2 separate regions of the Homo sapiens genome follow, and region 2 is linked to region 1. Evidence: chromatin contacts called from ENCODE Hi-C or POLR2A ChIA-PET data. All regions are on one chromosome and are shown on one strand. The core of a region is the stretch at or near the end of the contact, and the rest is flanking DNA. Distances in the headings are between cores, read along the strand shown.

What was found. A loop is a pair of places that touch in the nucleus more often than their neighbours do. ChIA-PET counts read pairs that join two places held with the same protein, here RNA polymerase II (POLR2A).
Region 2: a loop to region 1 is called in a map of Calu3, with 2.1 times the contacts of the local background. The contact joins two enhancer-like sites. A Hi-C loop is called at or near these places in 4 of 168 maps with a recorded cell type or tissue (Calu3, IMR-90, aorta and 1 more). POLR2A ChIA-PET finds 5 or more read pairs at or near these places in 3 of 52 experiments (B cell, HEK293 and activated naive CD4-positive, alpha-beta T cell).

The regions. Positions count from the first base shown.
Region 1 is chr6:132,016,927-132,022,968 of GRCh38, reverse strand. The region is part of intron 2 of CCN2-AS1 (CCN2 antisense RNA 1); the gene reads right to left. Among named protein-coding and RNA genes, the nearest start is that of CCN2, 69 kb to the right of the region's middle. Within about 2 kb of position 2,733, at least 13 of the 41 ENCODE cell types and tissues checked have a DNase peak (open chromatin) inside an H3K27ac peak, as active enhancers do.
Region 2 is chr6:132,061,590-132,067,022 of GRCh38, reverse strand. The region is part of intron 2 of CCN2-AS1 (CCN2 antisense RNA 1); the gene reads right to left. Among named protein-coding and RNA genes, the nearest start is that of MIR548AJ1, 51 kb to the left of the region's middle. Within about 2 kb of position 3,107, at least 3 of the 41 ENCODE cell types and tissues checked have a DNase peak (open chromatin) inside an H3K27ac peak, as active enhancers do.

The DNA of each region.
Region 1 (6,042 bases), core at 1,484-3,983:
TCTGTGAAAGACATAGTATCTTTCAGCATTGCCTACTGAGTTTATAATCTACAATACAGCTGGATGCTAGAAGCTGTCACCTGAGATTTTCCTACATTTGGAGGTGGTCCAATGAAAAAATCCTTCCCATCAATATTGTTAGGGTCAGCAATACCTCCTTGAGAACTCTTGTTCAAGTGACATTTTACCATTCCAGTGATAGCGTTAAGGGAATATCACACAGAAAAAGCAATCCCAAGAATGCCACAGATTCCAAGAGAATTGGAGTGCCTGCCTATTTACCACCTGACAATCACAGCCTGGAAGCCCAGAGCCTGTCCCTTTGGTCATGCCTTGGACCTAATTTAATCTCCTATGTCCTTGAAATTAACCCATGAAAAGGGCATTATGCTCACAATGCGCAGAGCAGATCTGAATTAAATTTCTTTGAGACCTAAAGCGGAAAACTCTGAACCCCTTCTCCTTTCCCCACTCTCACTCTTTCCCCTTTCTAAATTGCCAGAATAATGACAAAAACTGCTTTTCTCGGTATTATTTCATGTTGTCCCCCTGCCCTCCCCACATCCCCCCAATCTAAAACACTAGGGTCTCTGGCCTCAAGGGTGCTAGTCTGTCACCTTAGAAACTGTTTCCTTACAAGGCCATGGAATGGCAGAGGGCATGCCTTCGCTGCATACTTTGGCAACCATGAATTGCTGAGTGCTGCTCTCATGAATGGGAGTCTTTCACTGCCATCTGGACATGCTCACAGGTATAAACATTTTTTTTTTCATGAAGAGGTCCAGAGAATACACATTGCATCAGTAGGCCTCCTGAATGACAAACAAAGCCATCTCATATGTTGGGACAGCTATAATCACATCAGAGTTGATATAACATAGGTCTGTCTCTAATGGCATTGCTTCCAGACAAGGTCAAATTAAATGTTCAATTTAGACATTCTTCAGCTTTGTCAGGCAAGCAATGTGAATTAGAAAGAGGTATGGAGAGGGAGGTAGAAAGAGGCTGTCACTATGATATGGAAGACCACTGAGTTTTGCCCAAGTATAAATATGCTACCTTAAAGAGTCAAGAAGAGACCATTCACGCCTCACTAGCAATTCTCTAGGTGGAAGACCAAAAGAAAGGATTCTTTCCCTTGGCTTGGCAAAATAAGACTGGGACTTACTTCATTCAAAGGCATTTTTATGGTCTTCATAAACAAACATTACAGATGAAATTCTTAACATATTTATAAGAACATAGACTTTGTACTTGTTTGGGGGTGGCAGAGGGGAGAATGTGACAAGGGCTCTATTATGTTTTCCTGTAAACAAAGTTGCCATGAACTTGGAATTCGATCATATCCAGCTTTAAATTTTATTCTTCAATGTGTCTACTGTTTTGCTTGGACGTATTACTGCCCTTTGGCATAAAACTTTTAAATAATTTACTAAAATTTTTTTAGTAATTTTTCTACTCTTACAGATATAAGTAGTTGACATCTCTGTCAATTTTTTTCAGGTATGAGGTCTTTTACATGTCTCTAGTTCATTCATACACACATAGGGACAGAAGCAAAATATAGAATTCCTGCCATACTCAGCTATATAACAACAACAGAATTCTCCCCATGAACTAAGACTTTTCATTGAAAGAGATGAAGGAGAGAAATCTTAGGCAAACAACAACAACAACAACAAAACAGATAATAAGCCAGGCACAGTGGCTCATGCCTGTAAACCCAGCACTTTGGAAGGCAGAGGCAGGCAGATCACAAGGTCAAGAGATCAAGACCATGCTGGCCAATATGGTGAAATTCCATCTCTACTAAAAATACAAAAATCAGCTGGGTGTGGTGGTGCACACCTGTAGTCTCAGCTACTTGGGAGGCTGAGGCAGGAGAATCACTTGAACCTGGGAGGCGGAGGTTGCAGTGAGCCGAGATTGCGTCACTGCACTACAGCCTGGCGACAAAGTGAGACTCTGTCTCAAAAACAACAACTACAACAACAACAACAAAAACAGATACTAATATTCCTAATATGACAAAAAGGGCAACATGAAAGAGCCAAGAACTGTGGGCAGGGAACAAGTAGGTGTCAGTTTTCAGAATTTTGCCATTTGTGAAAAAGATGAGTCTTCTAAAAATCTTTACAGACTGACGAAAGGAGCAGGGAGATGGCCAGGTAAATTTTTACAAAAATTATATCACACCTAATATTTCTGCCACAACCACTGATGAATCTGGTCTGGTCTCAAACATGACTTGGAATGGACCTGGGAAGTTTGTAACAATATACCCCCTTGTCATAATAAGAAGTGGTATTTTTTCCTTGCTTGATGATAAAGCTTTCCAGTTCAGTAAAAATCTTTGTTGACCAGATATAAAAATGTTCCTTTCCAGCTGTTAAATTGACCCTGGGCTTTTTCCTCTCCCTCCCTCCTCTGCCTTTTGCCTTTAAAAGTTCAGGATGTCTCAAACAGCAACTGTTACATTCTGTCTAGCAAGCCTGGATTGTGGACAGTGATCTAACCTCCTGGAAAAAACATGGAGTTCACCCAAAAACTGAGAGAGACATTTCTCGCCCCAGCCGCCAGCTCATAGGTTTCAAAGCTCTGGGACAGACCTCATGAACATCTTGGGGCTTTAACGTGTAAGCTGGCAGCGCCAACTCAAACACAGAAAGCACTTCAGCAGGTATAAACAGCAGCCACACACCAGGCCAGGCTCAGAGGAAGGCGGGTGGGGGAAACCAGTCAGCAGCCCTTGCCTGCATCACTCTCCCTCAGCCTTCTGTGTCTGAGGACACACGGAGAAAAATTGGACACACCCCCTTTGGATGACAAATTAAGAGAATCAGAAGTCTCAGACTAAATGATTAAATGAATATAAAAATACCTTTCCTCTTGAAAAGCAAGAGATCTTGCTAGTGTGTACACACACACACACACACACACACACACAGAGAAGCATCTTTGCAGCAGTAACTCACCTATAATCATTTTGAATTGCTTGAAAGCAGCAAAATTAGCCTTTCACAGGAAATGTAGAAAATAAAGACACTTCTTTCTCCTTTGGGGACTTTGCTCCTTTTCTTCTCATATTCTCAGTGTTTGCCCTTTCCTCCGGGCCTACCACACTGTTTTAAGCATGCTTGGCTTTCCATATATTGATATTTATTGCTGGCCTCAGTTTTCAATGCTGACACTGGCACTAAATCTCAGTGCTTCTAGATCAATGTGTCTCATTGTACATTTAGAGAACAAAAGAGAATGTCCCCACCACTGAGGGAGCAGGCCATGAAGCTTATAGGATATAAATTGACTGGACTTACCTGGGAGCACTCCCTCTGCCCTCTGAGATTTTAAAGCAAGACAATTAACCATTACAGGTGCTATTCATTTTCATACAAACCATTTTCTAACAAGAAGGAAGTACATTCCCTTCCCCAAGAGAGTTTGTTGACTAATATAGCTTCTTAGAATATTTATTTTTAAGCTTATATTTCTTTATACTTTTACCCTATTTTGTATTTAGTTGAAGTTCACTTAATAAACTTTTAAAAATAACTTTCAAATTGTTTTTCATTCATTTACTCAACTAGCATTTATTGAGTGCCCACTAAATGCACTACGTTGCTCTTACAGATATAAGTAATTTACATCCCTATCGTCAATAAACACAGCCCCTAATTGGAAAAACGGTCTTTGAAATTATACATTATAAAGTTTGCCATACAAAACCCCTAAATCACTTGAATATTATATTCTCTAATCACCACTAAAATATTTATGGAAGCACATACTGCACTCTGAACTCTTCCCTTAATTTTATGGAGGTACAAGTCACAGAAAGCATGCTCCCTGCTACAAAAGGACTCACAATCTATCCGATTAAGGCATATTTCACCTGTTTCCTGCTTTATACGTTAAAACTAAGACATATATGAAATGAACATCTCTTTAAAAGCCACAGACTCACAATATCATAGACTGTTATACCTAATAACAATTGACAGGGTAGGCATATAGATATATGCCAGCCAAATTCTTAATGATAGAGTGAGATCTCTCCAAATCCATGAAAAACTATGCAGAACAATTCAAAATCATTTTAGTCATAAGCTCTGACTGGAGCTAAGTAGAAGAAATGTGTCCAATTGGTGGTGATTGACTTCTGCTTTTCTAAGTTATGAAAATCCAAAGATGTATAAAGCACTTCATAATGAGTTCATCTGTTTCTATTTTAAATCTTTTTATTAATTTAGTAGAAACTTGACTCTTACATCACTAAGAAGCCATACTTCGAAATAAAGTGATCTTTATATTGGTTTTGAACACTTCTGAATGACTTCTCAAATCTAGATGAAGCTATTTGGCCCTTAAAATAAAAATACTTAGTGTAATGAGATTGTTTCCCTATTCATGGATATATGGAGCTAATTAACTTTATAAAACTATGGAAGAAAGATTTTTTTTCTTTTTGATTTATCTGTAAGTTGAGAAAATTTCAAGCTTAATGGAATCACCCATTTGCTATATCATTGATTTAGTTATATTGTGGATCCAGCTTTAAAAATTCCCTAAGTGTCATTTTAGCAAAATTAAATGCACCATATGAACTACATTTTGCTAACAGATCCTGTGCTCTCAACTAAGAGCAAGAAGATAGGAAGAGTACAACGGTTTCTTGCTATTTTTACTTGACTTTCTGTTGCTTAAGTCCTCTGGGATCTCAGAGGGCAATCTAGATTTATTGAGTCTATACCGCAGCAGACATTTTAGAGCCCATGACACATATCATCTCTTGCATGTGTTATTATCTTCCTATTTCAGACGCAGAAAGAGATTCAAAGAGGTTATGTATCATTCTCAATGTCAAACTGCTAGTTAGGTGATAGAGCCAGGATTCCAACCTGGTTATTCCAAGATCTGATGTCTTTCCAACACATTGTGTTCAGTTCTTTATTCCAGACTTTGATATATCCACATGTCATGTTTGTACTAAAACATACATAATTTGTACCTTTGTGTAGTATAATAAGAATTCTTAATTGGCCATCAACAGAAAAACACCACATTAAAAATGAAATATTAAAGTCAATCTCATTAACAGGAAAAAGACAGGGACGTATATTATCAAAACTGCTATTCAACATTATTCAGGAGATTGTGGATAAAACAAAAAGTAATAAAAGAAGAACACATATACATACATACTGGAAAGAAAAGATAAGTTGTACATTCATATGTACACATGATTATACATCAAGGAAATTCATAAGAATCAAAAAATTTATTTTAGAAAGTTATTAATGTTTAAAATAAATATGTGTAACTATCACCATTTGTCTTTTTATATCAGCAATAATTAGTTATTTGAGCCACTAACTGGAAAATTCCCATTCATGTCATTAAAAACAATTTAAATGGTCTATAAATAAGTGTAGCATGAATGGGGTAAAACTAATATGAAAAAACAAGAACTATAAGACATTAATGACTTATACACAAAAAGACATGAATAAATGGAGATAATCATGTTCTGCATGTGTATATCATGGTAAAACTCCTCACTATCATAATGATGTAAATTACCTCAAAATTAGTGTATAAATTGAATGCATCCCCAATAAGATTATAGATGATACTTGACAGATTCTCAACTTCATGTAAAAATGAAATATGTAAGAAAAGTAGAGATTTAAAAACAATTTTTTTAAATCCATGGTAATGAAAATAGTATGATATTAACACAGAAGTAGTCAAATAGATTCAGAACAGGATATATACAAATGTAGCCAGGACTAAAAGATAGTTTGATATATGATAAAGAGGATATTTAAGTTCAATGAGAAAAAGGATGGAACTAGCTATTCCAACAACATTTGGGGGAAAATATAGCCTTCATTTGCCAAAAGAAAAAATGAGTGAAAAATATGATCAAATAATTCACACACGCTGTAAGACAAATGTTGAAAAATAGTTATATAGTAGCCTTAACATGTGCACACAAAAAAATTTTAAATGTCAAAGAACTTTATGTAAAATTAAAGAATA
Region 2 (5,433 bases), core at 1,858-4,357, 44 kb before region 1:
GGAGGCGGAGGTTGCAGTGAGCCGAGATCGTGCCACCGCACTCCAGCCTGGCGATAGAGCAAGACTCCATAAAAAAAAAAAAAAATTTACAAATCTTTGTTCAAATATGGTGTTTTTTTATTCTATGATTCTGCTCTTTAAAAATATGTAATGTATTTATAAATTTAGATTATAATATTAATATGAAATTGAATATTATAAGGATAGAGAAAAATATCCAGTAAAATACTTCTACAGTAGGATTAGCTAATGTAGAAAAGAATAGTCTTCACAAAGAAAAAGAGGTTTAAGATAAAAGAACAATGATTTGAACAGGAATATTAAGTGATTTTTAAATTAATTTTTTCATCATTCTTTTCTAGGTCATCTATAAATAGCATGTATAAATAACACTTAAAAGATTCTAATTAAATATGATGATCTAGCCCAATTTCCCCTCTAAATTTAGAAAGAAATATTCCACATGACAGCAGCTACCACCAATCAGTCGTCTTCCATCTTTGCAATCCCAGCACCCCACACTACAGCAATTTATTTCATCTCTGCCTCCCACTTGCCAAAACCAAGTGGTAGTCATTTTCCCATCTCAAAACTCCATGCACCTTTGTTCTCATCTCTCATCTAGTGTGTTGTGCTTTGTTTTTAAGCAAAGAATGAATTTGACCAAGAAACACAGAAACTCTACAGGGGTAAGAATACACTAACTGAAGGGTCTACATAAAAAGATCTGGGCTACACCATCTATTAGTCTTTTGCTCAGATATGTGGAAGACCCATACTGACATATGGGTCACCATAAGGAAGGATGGATGGTATAAGGAAGATGGCCAGCTGTTGCCACAATAATTAAGTAGACTCTGTCTACTATTTTCTATTAAACACTTCACCTCAGCAAAAGCAGCAAGATTGAAGCCTTATTTCTAAATAAGATCAGTTCTAGGCAAAAAACAAAAACAAAAAACAAAAAAAAAAACAGTGGTCAAAATCGTGGTCTTCTGCCATTTTTTTGTCTGTGTCTCCTTTCTCCAGTCAACCCTTCACCATAATCACACCACCACAAGGGTCTCTCACTGGGTACCCCTTGAAGATCATCATATCCAGCCAGAAGTCCACTTCCCCAAACCTTCCCTGCATCCTCTCTACACTCACTGAACTCTAAACCGCTGCCTCATGGGCAACTTGTTTGTTAATTTGATAAAAAGAACTTCAGGTGAAAGCTTGCTAAAGATGAGCTCATGTTTTGTCCATTCATAGTAACATACCATACCCACTCACAAGGTGTAATCCAGATGAGTGACTCATTGTATGTGGGCTTCGAATTACATGATAAGAACATATATTTTTAGCAATTTAAAGTCTTACTGTAGTATGATCTATAGTTTCTATAATTCAGTCCTTTTAAACAAGAGCCCAAAGGCCATTACTGCTCCTTCTGCTGCTCTCCAAGGAGCAGGAGCATTTAGTGTAAAAGGGAGACCTGCTTAGGCTCTACCTACTCAGATGTGGGATAAAGACCAGAACCATACAGAATGGCTACACAAAGATTTTGCCAATACTTCAGGAAATGAAAAAATGACAAGGGCAAAAATTGTTGAATCCCAACTCAGTAAGATCTAAAATCTTTAAAATGAGTTTGCAAAACTTTTGTGCAACACATGGAAGAATCTATTTCAGAAGACTTCTAGAACAATTAAGAAGGACGGTCAGGAAAAGATTACCTATTGGAGCAACTTTTTAATACCAGTAAATTTAGTTTGCCTTAGTAGCAGATGCCTTCACGACCTTATACGAATTGTGATATTTAAGTGAATGAACATACACACCATTTTTATTGCTGTTCCTACAAACTTCTACTTTGTTTTAAGTTCTCAGTCTTACCATCCGTAGTTTTATACACCACAGTCCTTTTCACAAGCGTGCCACAGCCACACAGGTTTAGGGAAGATTACTTATTTCCAGACAGGTCTATATCCCAGCCCCACCTAATCACTCCACTCAGCAAATACCTGGACTGTCTACGTGAAGTCTAGACGGGCTTCCAAGGGGCAGCTGAGAAAATGCAAAATTGCTCTCAGTTAGCATGCTGCAACTAAACCCACCATCTTCCTCCCTGGCTTATGAAAAAAATGCCCTTTCTCCAACTGTATACCATTCCTCACTCTTAAAATATTTTGTTTTTTGTTAAGTAGGAGAAGAAATACAACCTATTCTTAATAATTAAATGTGAGTATTGTGCTATTACATTTTCCAGGCAGATCTACAAACATTCCACCCTTTCATTTTTCTGAACAACACTATTAAGTTAGATATTATTCTTATTTTATAAGTGAGCCTTCCATCCCGCAGCTAGAGTTGAGGTTAGGGTCGGGCCTTCAGATTCAGTGCCTTTTCCATTATGTTCTTCCGCTCTCCCTTATTGAAATGTTTGTTGCTCTGTACATATTTTGCTATATAAGTTTTAATTACAACATCTGAATAGTAGGAAGGCACTCTGTTTCTTTTTTTACAGCACATAGCATAGTTTTAACTAATATTTCTAAATAAAATGTGTATTTGCCAAAATCAGTGACATATTTCTTTTAGATAAGAAATATTTCTATAGATTAGCCAGTGAAATTCATTAACAAGTTTTCAAGCAAAGGAAGCAAAAAAGAAAGTGGACCTTTTCAGTGCTATCCAGAGGCAAGGACATAGTCTGTCTTAACTCTTTTGATCTTCATGGCAACACCATGAGTGAGTTATTATATTTTATACATGAGAAACCTGAGTTTCAAAGAAGTGTCTTACCCAATTCACGAAATACGTGGCGGAAATGGGATTTAAACTTAAGTCTCTCTGACTCCAAAGCTCATAGCCTTCCCACTAAGCCATCATACCTTTCTACAGGGTGGCCTCTCTGGTAAACTCTACGAGAAGGAAATTTACTTTGCACAAAAAATTCAGTCTAAGCCTATCCTGATTAAAAGGTCGTGGTCTGTCCCTGTTCAGACAGTAAATTCCAGACAAAGTGCATGTGCACTGAGCACTAACTGTGTGTTTCATCCTGGAGATTCTCTGCAATAACAAGAGTTCCTTTGGGGAAAGTTCAGTTCTTTAGCCACCCTGGCACAGTCTGGGATGACTCAGGTCAGACTACAAAGGCTCCAAACAATCCCTTCTAAACAAGATCTTAAGAATGTCAATGACTAAGGTACAATTGTTCTCAGATGACCTTGGGTGGGGGCCATGATCACTCACAGTATGAAAAATTAAGTGATATGAGATGGGGAAAGTTAAGGTGAGGAGTTTTACTGCTTTCAGGATCCAAAAAGAAATTTTTAAAATGTGCCAACAGACTACAGCATAACCTGATAAATAGCAATCCTCTCTCAAATCTTACTTTTTCCTCTTTTGTTGAAGAAAATGGAAGATAAGACTTGAGTGAAGTTACCCTCTAAAGCCCTACAGGAAGTGTTTATTTTGTCTTATGTATAAAACCATAACTAGTATCCAAAAGAACTTGATGTCCCTGTTAAGAATGAAAAAGACCACGGTAAACAGCTGGCGGGAGCTGATAGCATGTCGCACCATGTGCATTCTTTACCAGCCCCTTGAATTGCTCATTTCAAAAAGGAGAAAACATTTCCTGCCTCAGTGCATAACAGGGAAAGGCGAATGGTCTGGAATGACCTCACAAGATTTAAGCAGTTTGCCAAAGAACTTAAACAGAATTTGCTCAAAGCTTCGATCAACTGAACATTTGCCATACTATTTCAAAAATGTCTGCATTCACAAGAAAGAAATGTCTGCATTCAGAAGAAAGAAAAATCCTCACCATGAGACATATTCTCAGTAAGAAATCATTACAACCACTGAAAATGTTTTCATTGTTAATATGTACAAGTGATAATATCAGAATTTTTGGTGTTTCTTCAATTTCCCTTACTCCTATCCAACTATAACTTTGTGAAAGCAAAGACTATAATTTACTAATGTATGGGTTCTTTGTAGAATTTAACATATTTATGCATTTACTCCCTCAACAAACAATTGTGCTTAACATTGTACAAACACTGGAGATACAAAGACATTTGATGTATAGATCAAATGTTTCTTGAGCATTTGCTGTGTTTCTGGCACTGAGCTAGAAAATGGGCTTATAACTGTGAACTAGACAGTCAACTGTCCTATCTTCATGGAGCTATCAGTCCAGTTCAGTGGGTCATAATCCTGGCTGTGAATCAGAATCACCAGGGAGCTTTTTAAATAGACCGCTGACCGTGCCTGACCTAACACCAATTAAATCAAAGTCAAGACATGATTACAATATACTATGATAAACGTAATGATTGAGAAAAATAAAGAGATATTTTGAGAGCACATAGAAAGTACATACAACCCAGATTCAGGGCTAAGTAGAATGTTTTAAATAATGATTTATCAGTTAGCCTAGGAAATAAAGGGAAGTAAGGGAGATGGAAGCGTTCTGGACAAAAGGTGTATGAGATTCAAAGGCAGAGAGGCCCATTTCTGGGGTAGTACAGTGATGTCACTGCTTCTGATGTCATATAGCATGCAAGGAGAGAAAGACCACCAAAGAGACAGGATAAGTATGTAGGGGCCAGAGCAAGAAAACCCCAGATTCTCATACTGAGGAGGAGGTATTTATTCCTGAAATAATTAAAGCTTTGGAGGAAATTTAAACAAGAAATGTATGTGATACGACCCATTATTTTACTTTCTTTACCCTCAGGCCACGGACACGTATATTTTGCAGATCTAGAAGCAATAATACAGTAATCCCAAATTGAATCATCTCTTAATCCCTGAAGAAAATCAATCATTTGATCCGCTAAAGCGATCTGTCATTATTCCACTTAAATTCATGCCCGGCTTTTTCTGTTTCCCTTCCAGCAAAATCAATCATTTGTCTTGCTCCTAAGACTTTCTCAAGCCCAATCCCTGAGTGATGCTGGGGACACTTAACACCCTTGTTCCCAGGAAGAGGAGAAAGCACTGGGGTATGGAAAGCATAATTTGAGCTTTGTGCACAGTCCTCCAGTGGAAAGGGAAACTAAGTATCCCAAAGTTGTTTTTAAAGCATTTTGTCAGCTTGCTTACCTGATAAGGCAAGAAAGTGGATCATTTATTTTCCTGGGAAATTATGGTAATTTAAACTTTTTCTTCAGAGTGTCCTATAATTGCCTTCTGGGTTTCATGAAGCCCAAAACATGTTTTTGTTATTTATATCCCCTTATTTTTCCCCACTATTCATAAAGCAGTGAAAAACAGTTCTTACAAATAAGGGAAAATTCAAGTACAGTACCTGCTTGTGTGACTCAATATTTTAATTTGATTTAAAAATCAATAATTTATTTTAACTAAATGACAGACATTTTATTCCTATGTACAAAGAACTCAGAAATTCCACCCTACCTCCCACATCCCGTTTGG